2 separate regions of the Mus musculus genome follow, and region 2 is linked to region 1. A link is a loop called in an ENCODE intact Hi-C map of the cell type or tissue named here. Cell type or tissue: heart. All regions are shown on one strand. Links, peaks and the distances in the headings refer to the core of each region. The heading gives the core; the rest is flanking DNA. Region 1 holds the start of B3galt6 (UDP-Gal:betaGal beta 1,3-galactosyltransferase, polypeptide 6). Region 2 holds the start of Pusl1 (pseudouridylate synthase-like 1).

Region 1 (5,368 bases), core at 321-5,320:
AAAAAAAAAAAAAAGACAGACCACCACAGTTAAGTGGAAGCAAATGCTTCACTAAATATATTTATTTCATAACATGATTTAATAATCAGGACCAACCATATATTCCAGCAGGATATGGTGACATTCAACTTTAATCCCAGCACACAGGAGGTGGACATGGGTGGATCTCTGAGTTCAAGGCCAGTCTGGTCCACACTGTGAGCTCCAAGCCAGCCATGGATAAACAGTAAGATCCTATCTCCAAACAAGATCCACACACAAGGGGCTAGGGATATATATATATATATATTATATATATATAGCTCAGGCAGGGGTGAAACACTTGTCTGGTGTGCTCAAGTCCTAGGGCTGATCCCAGCACTACCGGGGGGGGGGGGGGGGGGGGAATGAAGAAGAAAAAGTGAAAAAGGAAAACAACAAATGATGTTTTTACTTTTTAAAAAAGAAACTGGAGAAATGTACTTGGCCAGGCTAAAGTTGCAGCACTTCCTGTACCCTAACCCCACACACCAACAACACAACAACGTAAACCTGACTCCATTCCTCCCTAATCACTATTCCAGTGTGTATTGGACGGCTGCGGTCACTCATTCTCCAGACCCCAGCTTGACCACAGAGCTCTGTGACCTTGGTTAAGGCATCTGACCTTTGCTGTAGAGAATCTATTATAAGCATCACCTGTCAATAAAAAAGCCTATGGTTAATGAGCTAAGGCAGAGAATAGGAGGTGGGACATCTGGCAGGGGTAGAGAGAATTCTGGGAAATGCTCAAGGATTTGCCCCGGAATGATGAGGAGACGGGTGTAAGAATACAAGGAGAAGAAAACAGGCATGAAACTCAGGAGTTTCATCTTGTCATAGCTTCTACACATATCAGTTTCCAACCAGTAGTAAAAAGGAATGCTAGTGACACCTGTAGTGGAGGTGACAATGATACCCCTTGATTTGCCATCAATCGAAGTCAGATGGCATTCTATTTGTCAAAGTCACAACTGTTTTATGATCATTTGTTAATCTCTACCTGGGCCTAATTTCTAAATTAAAATTTGCTGTACCTATAACAGTCTACTCAGGACTTAGTTCCACCTAGGTTTCAGGAATACACAGGGTGGCTGGGGGAATATCTGTACTTCTTTGCCATCCTTACATTATAATTCTGATGAAATCAAACTATATATTTTGTTTCTTTTGCTTTTTTGTTTTGTTTTGAGACAGGGTCTCACAATGAAGCCTTGGTTGGCCAGGAACTTGCCAAGCAGACTGACTAGGCTTGCTTCGAGTTACAGGCAGTAGACTCAATAGTTCAAGGCCAGCCTCAGCTACATAGTAAGTTCAGGCAGGCTACATGAAACCCTGTCTGGAACCTATCGCTAACAACAACAAAAGAGGAAAGGGAAAAAAAAAAAGACCACCAAAGTCTAAAAACCAACAGTGTAAAACAGCCCAAAAGCTGGTAGTGGACTGATGATTTAGCCCAGTAGTAGAGCCTTTGCCCAGCATTTACGGTGCTGGATTCGATCTCCTCCAGCAACACAAAAATAGGAATGTAAAGAAATAAAGCCTGGCAGGAAGAAAAAAAAAAAAGTTAAGTAAAAGAAAAGAAAAAGCCTTTAATTCTAGCACTAAGGAGGCAAAGGCAGGCGATCTCTGAGTTCCAGTGCAGCCACTCTGGTCTACAGAGTGAGCTCCAGCACAGCCCGAGCTACACGGAGAAAGCTCGCTCGTCTCGAAAAACGTCAACAACAACAACAGTAAGTAAAAGCAATGTCGGTTTAAGAACTACGCCGAACAGTACCGGAGAAGAACGCCCACCAACCCGGGCTGGGCAGGAAGGTTTTACCCAGGCCTTCCATTTCCAGCTCACACTACTAGAACTCATGGCGCACGTTTTACCAAAGGGGAAACCGAGGCAGAGATGCTGCTGGACCACAAGTTGAGGTCACAACGCCAGCCGGTAACAGAGCCCCGAGCCTCAGATCCCCCGCGGCAGTGAGTTCCGGAAGCAGCAGCCGAGGAAGAGGGCGGCCCGCGGGGTCGAGCCGGCTCAGACCTGGCGCGATTCGAACGCTACCCGAATGGCCTCCCAAGCCCGCCCCTCGCACGGCGACTGCAGGGACCCCTCACTCACCCCGGCTTCTGATGCGCCGGGTCTGGGCGCCCGCCAAGTCTTACGCAGAACTCGGCTCAGGCCGCCGCCATCTTTCTTCCGGGAAGGGGCGAATAAGACAACCGGGAACGGTGGGGAAAAAAACACCCGGCCTCCGGTACGAATCTCGAAGCCGCCATCTTTCTTATGGGCGGAAGCAGCCTCTGCGAAGCAACCAATAGGAATGGCGCGCGGGGTCACGTGTCAATCATTCTGGGCCCAGCCCTATCCTTCAAAGCCGCCCTGGATATCAGCTCCGGGGAGTCGAAACCCCCAGCCACGGTGCGCCTCGGGGCTCCTCCCACGTTACCAGGCCTAACCGGCCGCGCCAGTCTCCGAGTCGCGCAGGCGCCTTCCAGCGTCCGAGTCGAGTCGCGCAGGCGCCTTCCAGCGTCCGAGTCGCGCAGGCGCCTTCCAGCGTCCGAGTCGCGCAGGCGCCTTCCAGCCTCCGAGCCTTCCAGTCTCCGAGTCGCGCAGGCGCCTTCCAGTCTCCGAGTCGAGTCGCGCAGGCGCCTTCCAGTCTCCGAGTCGAGTCGCGCAGGCGCCTTCCAGTCTCCGAGTCGCGCAGGCGCCTTCCAGCCTCCGAGTCGCGCAGGCGCCTTCCAGCCTCCGAGTCGCGCAGGCGCCTTCCAGCGTCCGAGTCGCGCAGGCGCCTTCCAGCGTCCGCGCCTGCGCTCCTCGGCGGCCTCTCGCCCGCAGCATGAAGGTATTCCGGCGCGCTTGGCGGCACCGGGTGGCGCTGGGCCTAGGCGGCCTGGCGTTCTGCGGCACCACTCTGTTGTACCTGGCGCGCTGCGCTTCCGAGGGCGAGACGCCCTCCGCTTCCGGAGCCGCTCGGCCCCGCGCTAAGGCCTTCCTGGCGGTGCTGGTGGCCAGTGCGCCCCGCGCGGTCGAGCGCCGCACCGCAGTGCGCAGCACGTGGCTGGCACCGGAGAGGCGTGGCGGACCCGAGGACGTGTGGGCGCGCTTCGCCGTGGGCACTGGCGGCTTAGGCTCGGAGGAGCGGCGCGCTCTTGAGCTCGAGCAGGCGCAGCACGGGGACCTGCTGCTGCTGCCCGCCCTGCGCGACGCCTACGAGAACCTCACGGCCAAGGTCCTGGCCATGCTGACCTGGCTGGATGAGCGCGTGGACTTCGAGTTCGTGCTCAAGGCGGACGACGACTCCTTTGCGCGCCTGGACGCTATCCTGGTGGACCTACGCGCACGGGAGCCCGCACGCCGCCGGCGCCTCTACTGGGGCTTCTTTTCCGGGCGCGGGCGCGTCAAGCCGGGAGGTCGCTGGCGAGAAGCAGCCTGGCAACTCTGCGACTACTACCTGCCCTACGCGTTGGGCGGTGGCTATGTCCTTTCTGCGGACCTGGTGCATTACCTGCGCCTCAGCCGCGAGTACCTGCGCGCGTGGCACAGTGAAGACGTATCGCTGGGCACCTGGCTGGCACCAGTGGATGTGCAACGGGAGCACGACCCACGCTTCGACACGGAGTACAAATCTCGAGGCTGCAACAATCAGTATCTGGTGACACACAAGCAAAGCCCAGAGGACATGTTGGAGAAGCAACAGATGTTGCTGCATGAGGGCCGGTTGTGCAAGCATGAGGTGCAGTTGCGCCTTTCCTATGTCTATGACTGGTCAGCTCCACCCTCCCAGTGCTGCCAGCGCAAGGAGGGCGTTCCCTGATGTCACTGCAGGTGCCGGGGTCTCTCCTGACACAGGCCAAGCATCCTGAACAATCTGATAAATGATCTGGGCTGAGCTTGGTTTATCCAATTGCTGTTGAGACCTTGGGACTGATGGCCAGAGACAGCTAACAATGTCTAGTCCACTGAGGGTGCCATTAGTGGTCTGGTGTAAGGCCTACCCAAGGACATCTGGTTATGAATGTGGAGATTGCATCTGAGCGCGTGCGCGCGCACGCGCGCGCACACACACACACACATGCACACACACTGACCATGTAATGCCACCTATCAGCCATCTGGAGTGTGAGGGAAGGGCCTCCTCACTTGATGAGTTTAGAGTGCCCTCATTCTGCAAACTCTGCAGCTCACTGCCCATCTTGATTGTTCTGCACAGCCTCACCTGCAGACTGTGTTGAATTCATCTCAAAATGTTACTTGTCAAAGTTGTCTTTGTATTGTTCAGACAGAGTTCCATTCTGTTGTGTCTCCCGTTTTTTATCTTTTGTCATGGACAAGTATGAGGTTTGACTTGATTTTCAAGTCAACTAGGTTAGAATTTTTGTCTCAGTGGATAGAGGTTGATAAATATAATGCAGTTTGCTTAGACCTATTTATAAATATTGTATGCTTGCATAGATAAGAATTTACAGAGGCAGGCAAATCTCTGGGTTCAAGGCCAGCCTGGTCTACAGAGTGAGTCCAGGATAGCCAGGACTATGCAGAGAAACCCTTAAATTTTTTTAAGTTGGGAGTGCACGTCTTAATTTATTTTTAACTAAAGGAAAATACTTGTGTCAGATTTTGTATCTGTGGATTAATCTGTCAACAGCCTAAGTGGCCAACCCCACTTCTGGGTGTGTTTAAAGCATAGAAGAATATTTAAACTATCCATTTCTCTTTCAGGTTTACACATAAATCAGTCTTTTTGTGTGTGTGTTTGTTTCTGAACAGACATGACTTTTAAAGCTTTTCAGGGTGTGTGAGCGTATGGACTGTAAGGCACTTGGGATCAGAATGTCCACACAAAGTTTGTCTTTCAAAGTGGTTTATTCACACCAACAGTCTTTACAGTATCGGGCTAATATAAAAGTTAAGCAGCTGTCTCACCAAGCAGGTTCCACCGTGTGATCTCTGGGAATACATTTCAGAATACTTCTCAGCCACCACCCACCGTCAAGGCCTTCAGTTATCAATTGTGGCCGACTCCAAGGAGGTCCTTGAGAGTGTAAGCATGTGGCCAGTCAATGGCGGGCTTAAGTGGGCGGAGTAACAGCACCTGAAGTTCCGGGGTGACTGAGGCCAGGGCCACCAAGAGAGTCTCAAGTCCCTTAGGTATCAACATGGGAGGGTATGGAAGCCTTGTCACAGGAACATTGACAGTATGATCGATTGACAGGCCATCCCCAGGGTTCTCATTTCCTTGGGTTCACGGCCATATCAGTGCCACCTTAAGGTTAGTTCATTAGCATATCAAGGCCTATTCTGGACTGCAGGGTGGGCTGCCAGTGGATTTGCTTCTGAGGTGTAGCTCTTGTCAAAGCT
Region 2 (5,368 bases), core at 212-5,211, 100 kb after region 1:
TCAGGGCAGACTCCCAGCAGCCCCCCACCTCATTCAACCAGCTCAGCTGGTGAGCTAGGCCCATCTGGCCTACAAGGGAAGGGGTACCTTGGGAACAAAATAGGCCGAAGGTTTAGACAGACCTCTAGGAACAAGACTTACACGGGCTGGAGGTTGGGTGTCAGAGGGGAATTAGTTCTAGCAGCTCCTTAGCCCTTTCTGCCCTACTCTTTAGAAAGGAAAGGAGAAAGACCTGTTGTGGAGTTTCTCCTGGGTAAGGGGCATGAGAAGCATAGGGGCTGAAACACGGTTTCATTTAGAACCTGGGCTGAAATGGCCAGGCTGCCCTAGCCACGGACCCTCGAAGATCCCGGCCATCAGCCTCATCCCTTCGTAAGGGCTTAGGCACCGTGATTCCTAAAGCTCAGAGGGACAGGGACAGAGCTGCAGCATCCGAGTGAACCATTGGCAGCCATGCCTTTGATGGATGCTGCACAGCCTGTCCGGCTTGGTGGGGGGGGGAAAAAAAAGTCCTTTATCTAAGCCTAACACAGGCTACCACAGGAGGCTCTGTTCCAGGATTCTGGCCACTACGCGAGCCAGAAGTTCCAGAACACAGATGTAACTATCTGCCTAGGAGAGACCAATTCAGTGCTCCCCAAGCAGGCCTGACAGCCCAGACAGCTGCATGGAGAGCTGCAGCTGGCCAGGGAGCCAGAAACTGGGAGGGGCTGCAGCAGGAGCTGGCATTTGTATTCACGGGGACAGGGGAACATAGTGGGCAGTTAGTACAAGCTCAAGGGGGCCAGCATTCTGTCCCGGGAGTCTCTCAGCACTCCCTTCCTCAGCCAAGGACCTGAGGCATCCCCTCCTGCCCCATGCCTATTTTTTGCCAGCCAGGGACTTCCTCAGCAGCTTGGAGGTTGGGGAGGAGCCCCCTCACCAAAGCCATGACTCAGCGCTTGAAGCCCCACCCAGGGAAGGGCTTGCAGCCAAGGCTGGGCCGGCTTCTCTTCCGGGGCTCCCCTGCACCCCCACCCACAGCTTCAGGGACTATGAGACATTCCTAAGGCTGTCACAAGCCCTTATTCTAGGCCAAGAGTCCCAAAGCAAAACTACCAACGTTTCTAGGTTTGGGTCTAGGCTCCACCTCACTTCCACATCCTTCAGACAGCCCCACCCTGCCTCACCTAAAGGTTCTTGGCCACAAAGATCAAGTTATAACTTCAGTAAAACCTTAGAGTAGACAAGGTACTCTTCGAACTCATCCAGTCACAGCCCACCCCACACCACCAAGCCAGGTTCCATCACCCCAAGACCAATGTCCGGAGAGTCATCCCCAGCATTCCCCTCCTCCATCAAAAGAAATGATGTTAAGCCTAGGTACCTGCCACACCTACTGCAGCCCCACAAGTCCAACTGGCTGGCTGTGGCAAAGAAGGCCTAGAGGTGAGTGGATTTCTGCTTAGGCCCAAAACCCTGTACAAGGCAGGGTAGAGCCAGGGCTTTGCAGAAAGGGGTAAGGGCAAAAATGAGAGCGCTTCAACTGGGGCCCAGTTCCATGCACTGAGACCTTGGCTAAGACTCCTACCAAATGGATGCAGAACTGTGGGGTATCAGAGGCTCTCAGACCACTCCTCTCAATAGAAAACAGGAAAGCATAGTTGACTGCCTTAAGCCCCCTGCCTATAGTCAGTGGACACTCTTGGCAAACTCTAACGCTCCAAGGTGTTTCTGGCTGACTCTCTTGCAAGGTGGTTTTGCAAAGAGCTGGACTGCTGAGGTAGGCCCTCAGAAACCCAGCACTCATGTACATATGTGGTCAAGCTCACACGAGCAAAGGCATGATACATGCTTATACATAAACATGCATACATGTATTAGCACAGGGCATGCAGACATGTGTTCCAGGGATACAGTGCACACTAAAACACACACCTGCATACGTTAACATGTGTCTAGTAGCATGGCAAACACGGTTCACGAATCCACAGAGATGTAGCACATGTACACACGTGTCCATCCACACTAGGCTATGTGCATGCATCAAGCACACCAACTCCGTATCACAGCTCACCCACACATTCATGTGCACCAAGGAGAGCAGAGTGGCAGAACATGCTCCCCCCCCCCCCGTGTGTGTGTGTGTGTGTGTGTGTGTGTGTGTGTGTGCACATACAGAGGTGGGACACCTCACGAAGGTCCGAAATTTCAAATGACACACAGGAGGTACTCCATTACTGTCTGCCAAATGCCACTCAATGAAACAGATGTATATCTGTGTGGCCATGTGGTTCACACAGATGTGCACGACTGTATTCCAGGAACAATAAAAGAAACAAACCCATAGGTGAATAAGGCCCATACCCTTCCACCTAAACACGACTTCCTCATCCTTACAGCCTCTACCCCTTCAGGCTCCTGGGTCACTCATACATCCGTTAACTCTCACCAAGGTGTCTATCTCAGGCCCTGATGGCTCCGGCTGGTTGCACCCATACACTGCTCTGGACATACGGATCAAGATAGAGACCAAGCAGGGTGCCAGACAATCCTAGCCAGAATTGGACTACAGGGCCAAGGAGGAGCCCAGTACTTGTGGCACACCAGAGCATACACACAAAGAAGGGTGGACAGTTCTAGAGATGGCACTGGACGCAAATGCCCAGTGACACACAGCTGCCCAAGGCGGTCTGCACACTCACCCCCGCGCGCGAGGTGATCAGCACAGGGGCGTCTTTTGTTCCGGTCCCCCGAGGCCGGAGGCGGAGCTGCGCAGCTAGGGGACCGCGACTCCGGCTCCCGCCGGTTTGTCCGTGCCAGGTCTTCTGCTCCGTCCAGGTGGACTCGGAGCGGTCACCACGCTGGACACCCCTTGCCCGCCTCCGGCACAAAGGCGGCTCCCCATCCCCGCCCGCGCCCTACCCCGGGCCCGCAGCACACCTGAAGCGCGGCGAGTCCTTGATGCATTCCTCGAACTCTACCGTCATGGCTGCGGCGAGCGGTGCTCACTGTGCGGAGGACCAAGGCGCGTCGAGCGGCATCCCCGGCCCGTGGACCGTCTGTGGCGCCCGCGCCGAGCTGCGCTCCGCGCCCGCCCGCCCGCCTGCCCGCCTCGGTCTGAGCCCGGCGCGCCGCGGCCCCGCCCCGCCTGTCACCGCTGGGGAGCGTCGCCAAAGTCAGCCTCTGCCTGCGCCACCCGCTGTCACCTCCGGGGAGCGTCGCTAAAAGCGCCGCTGCATCCCCTCGCCTGTCGCTGCGCTCTGTCCTCGGTCACCACGGTCTGGGAGCTGGGCCGGCCTCGGCGGTTGGGCTTCGGAGTGGTTTGGCTCGGTCGCGGGACAGGGAAGGGCACGGCTCGCCCACTTCAGGCATCACGGCGGTGGTGAACTCGGCTGGAATGCTGCCGACGGACACACTCCGCGACGGCGGCGGGGAGATCGGGAGTGAACGAATTAAGGTCGCTTGTGCGGAAGCGACCCATCATCGCGCCCCTGTGAGGCCGAGGACAGGAAACATAGCCGGCTCTAGAGGACCGCACTTTGCACCCGATCCCTAAGCTTGGCTCCGCCCCCGCCTCTCCATTCAGGCGGGGCGGACCGAGTCAGTGCGCAGGCGCCGTCCCTGCTGGGCTGGGTCGACCGCGGGCCACGTGCAAGCGCCCCGCCCGCTCAAATATGGGCTCCTGCGGGGCGGTGGGCTCGGTGCGTGCGCGCTACCTTGTGTTCTTGCAGTACTTGGGCACTGACTTCAAGTACGTTTTCCCGCTGTTACCCCCGCGTTCTCCACTCGGCCTCGCGGGAAGTCCGCGAGGTGACCAGGACGGGCGCGATCGGTCTCGGGATGCGGGATTTTAGGAGCCGAGGAACACAGTGGCCTGCACCGAACCCACGCGCCTGGGCGCCGAGACCCCTGGCGGGACAGCGTCCACAGACACCGCAGATAATTCCTTCCTGTTTCTCTCCGCAGTGGGGTTGCGGCCGTGAGGGGCAATCCGCGCGCTGTTGGGGTGCTGAACTTCCTGGAGGTGAGGACCGGTTTGGGGAGGAAGAAGCAGTCGGCAGCTCCAACCCCTACCCACTCTCCTCCTCCTATTCCACGGACTCCGGCCATCGATGTGGCAGCCGCCTGTACGGTTCCCGCAGGAGGCTGCCAAGCGGCTGAACTCTGTCGACCCGGTCAGGTTCACCATCTCTAGCCGCACCGATGCCGGGGTGCATGCCCTGAGCAACGCGGCGCACCTGGACATCCAGCGCCGCCCAGGGCAGTCGCCTTTCTCCCCGGAGGTCGTGGCCAAGGCCCTCAACACCCACCTGAAGCACCCGGCCATTCGGTGAGCCCGGGGTTTTGGTATGGTTCTGGGCTTTTTTTTTTGTCTTTTACCATTGCACCCCACTGTGGTGGGAGGCAGAGATTTCCATAGTGCTGTGTGGACAGTTGGGCATACTCATTCCTGGGATGAGCCAGATCTGCTTGCCACAGTGTACTGAAGGCCTTCCGAGTGCCCAACGACTTCCACGCTCGACACGCAGCCACCTCCAGGACCTACCAATATCGTCTGGCCACAGGCTGCTCCTGGCCTAATCAACTGCCTGTGTTTGAACAAAATGTATGCTGGGCTCTGCAGACAGAGTGAGTGAGCTAAGAATGGGAAGAAAATGGCTCACCATCCATCTGCCTGGGCTCTCCTCAATAATGCTCATTTGGCTCTGCAGGTACCTGGATATGGCGGCCATGCAGGAGGCTGCCCAGCACCTCCTCGGGACACATGATTTTAGTGCCTTCCAGTCTGCTGGCAGCCCAGTCACAAATACTGTACGCACACTTCGAAGAGTCTCAGTGTCACCTGGTCCAGCCAGCCCATTTGTCCTCCCCGAGGGGAGCAGGTGAGACGACTAGCCTTTCACTATGCCAGGACTAGAGGCCACCAGGGTCATTACTCATAATACCTCAATAAAAGTGAGATGATGCTAAATGGGTATATTGCACATCCATTGGGCCTAGAGGGTGTAAGAAGGTGAGCCAGAAACTTGTGTCTTCTTCCTGTTGGGTGGGGTCTCTGCCAGCCTGGGGAGCACAGGGTGGAAAATGTTGCCTTTCTGAGGGCCCTGCCAGACCCATAGCTCTTTATAGCAGGTAAGTTCTGGCAGTCTCTGAAAAGATTTCACTAGAGCGAATAGTTCCATTCCACTTTGACAGACTACGTTAAGTTCTCTGCTTCAAACACCAGGAATCAGCCGCTCACCTTGAGAACATAACATCTGGAACCAGCTCCAAGGGTTTGGTAAAGGGGCTTTGGTGTGACCAGGCACAAGAGCACATGGCCTAGGTTCCATCTTGATAGGTGGGCTGGCTATGTCCTGCTTCAGCACAAATACTTTAGCCCCAA

Evidence for each region. Hi-C counts contacts between places; a loop is a spot of excess contacts. Peaks named below come from ENCODE experiments on the same cell type or tissue, not always from the same donor. Only the 100,000 strongest peaks of a DNase experiment are listed, where the experiment ranks them.
Region 2: it touches region 1 in a loop (1.9-fold over the local background); 2 of 42 quality-filtered maps call a loop at or near these places.

The regions. Positions count from the first base shown.
Region 1 is chr4:155,990,095-155,995,462 of GRCm38, reverse strand. B3galt6 (UDP-Gal:betaGal beta 1,3-galactosyltransferase, polypeptide 6) reads left to right here and starts at 2,785. Exons shown (of 1, transcript NM_080445.4): 1 at 2,785-5,368. The coding sequence starts at 2,847. The coding sequence ends at 3,824. Sdf4 (stromal cell derived factor 4) reads right to left here and starts at 2,620. Exons shown (of 7, transcript NM_011341.5): 1 at 2,129-2,620. In heart, for the core only: CTCF peaks have their summits at 2,362 and 3,024; DNase peaks (open chromatin) are centred at 2,362 and 3,612; H3K4me3 peaks cover 3,443 bases; H3K27ac peaks cover 2,538 bases.
Region 2 is chr4:155,889,996-155,895,363 of GRCm38, reverse strand. It overlaps Pusl1 (pseudouridylate synthase-like 1), which reads left to right and starts at 3,602. Exons shown (of 8, transcript NM_001033490.1): 1 at 3,602-3,733; 2 at 3,949-4,006; 3 at 4,125-4,312; 4 at 4,462-4,611; 5 at 4,695-4,865. The coding sequence starts at 3,657. It overlaps Acap3 (ArfGAP with coiled-coil, ankyrin repeat and PH domains 3), which reads right to left and starts at 3,489. Exons shown (of 24, transcript NM_207223.1): 1 at 2,923-3,489. The coding sequence starts at 2,969. In heart, for the core only: CTCF peaks have their summits at 552 and 3,231; DNase peaks (open chromatin) are centred at 933, 1,873, 3,143 and 3,553; H3K4me3 peaks cover 5,000 bases; H3K27ac peaks cover 3,003 bases.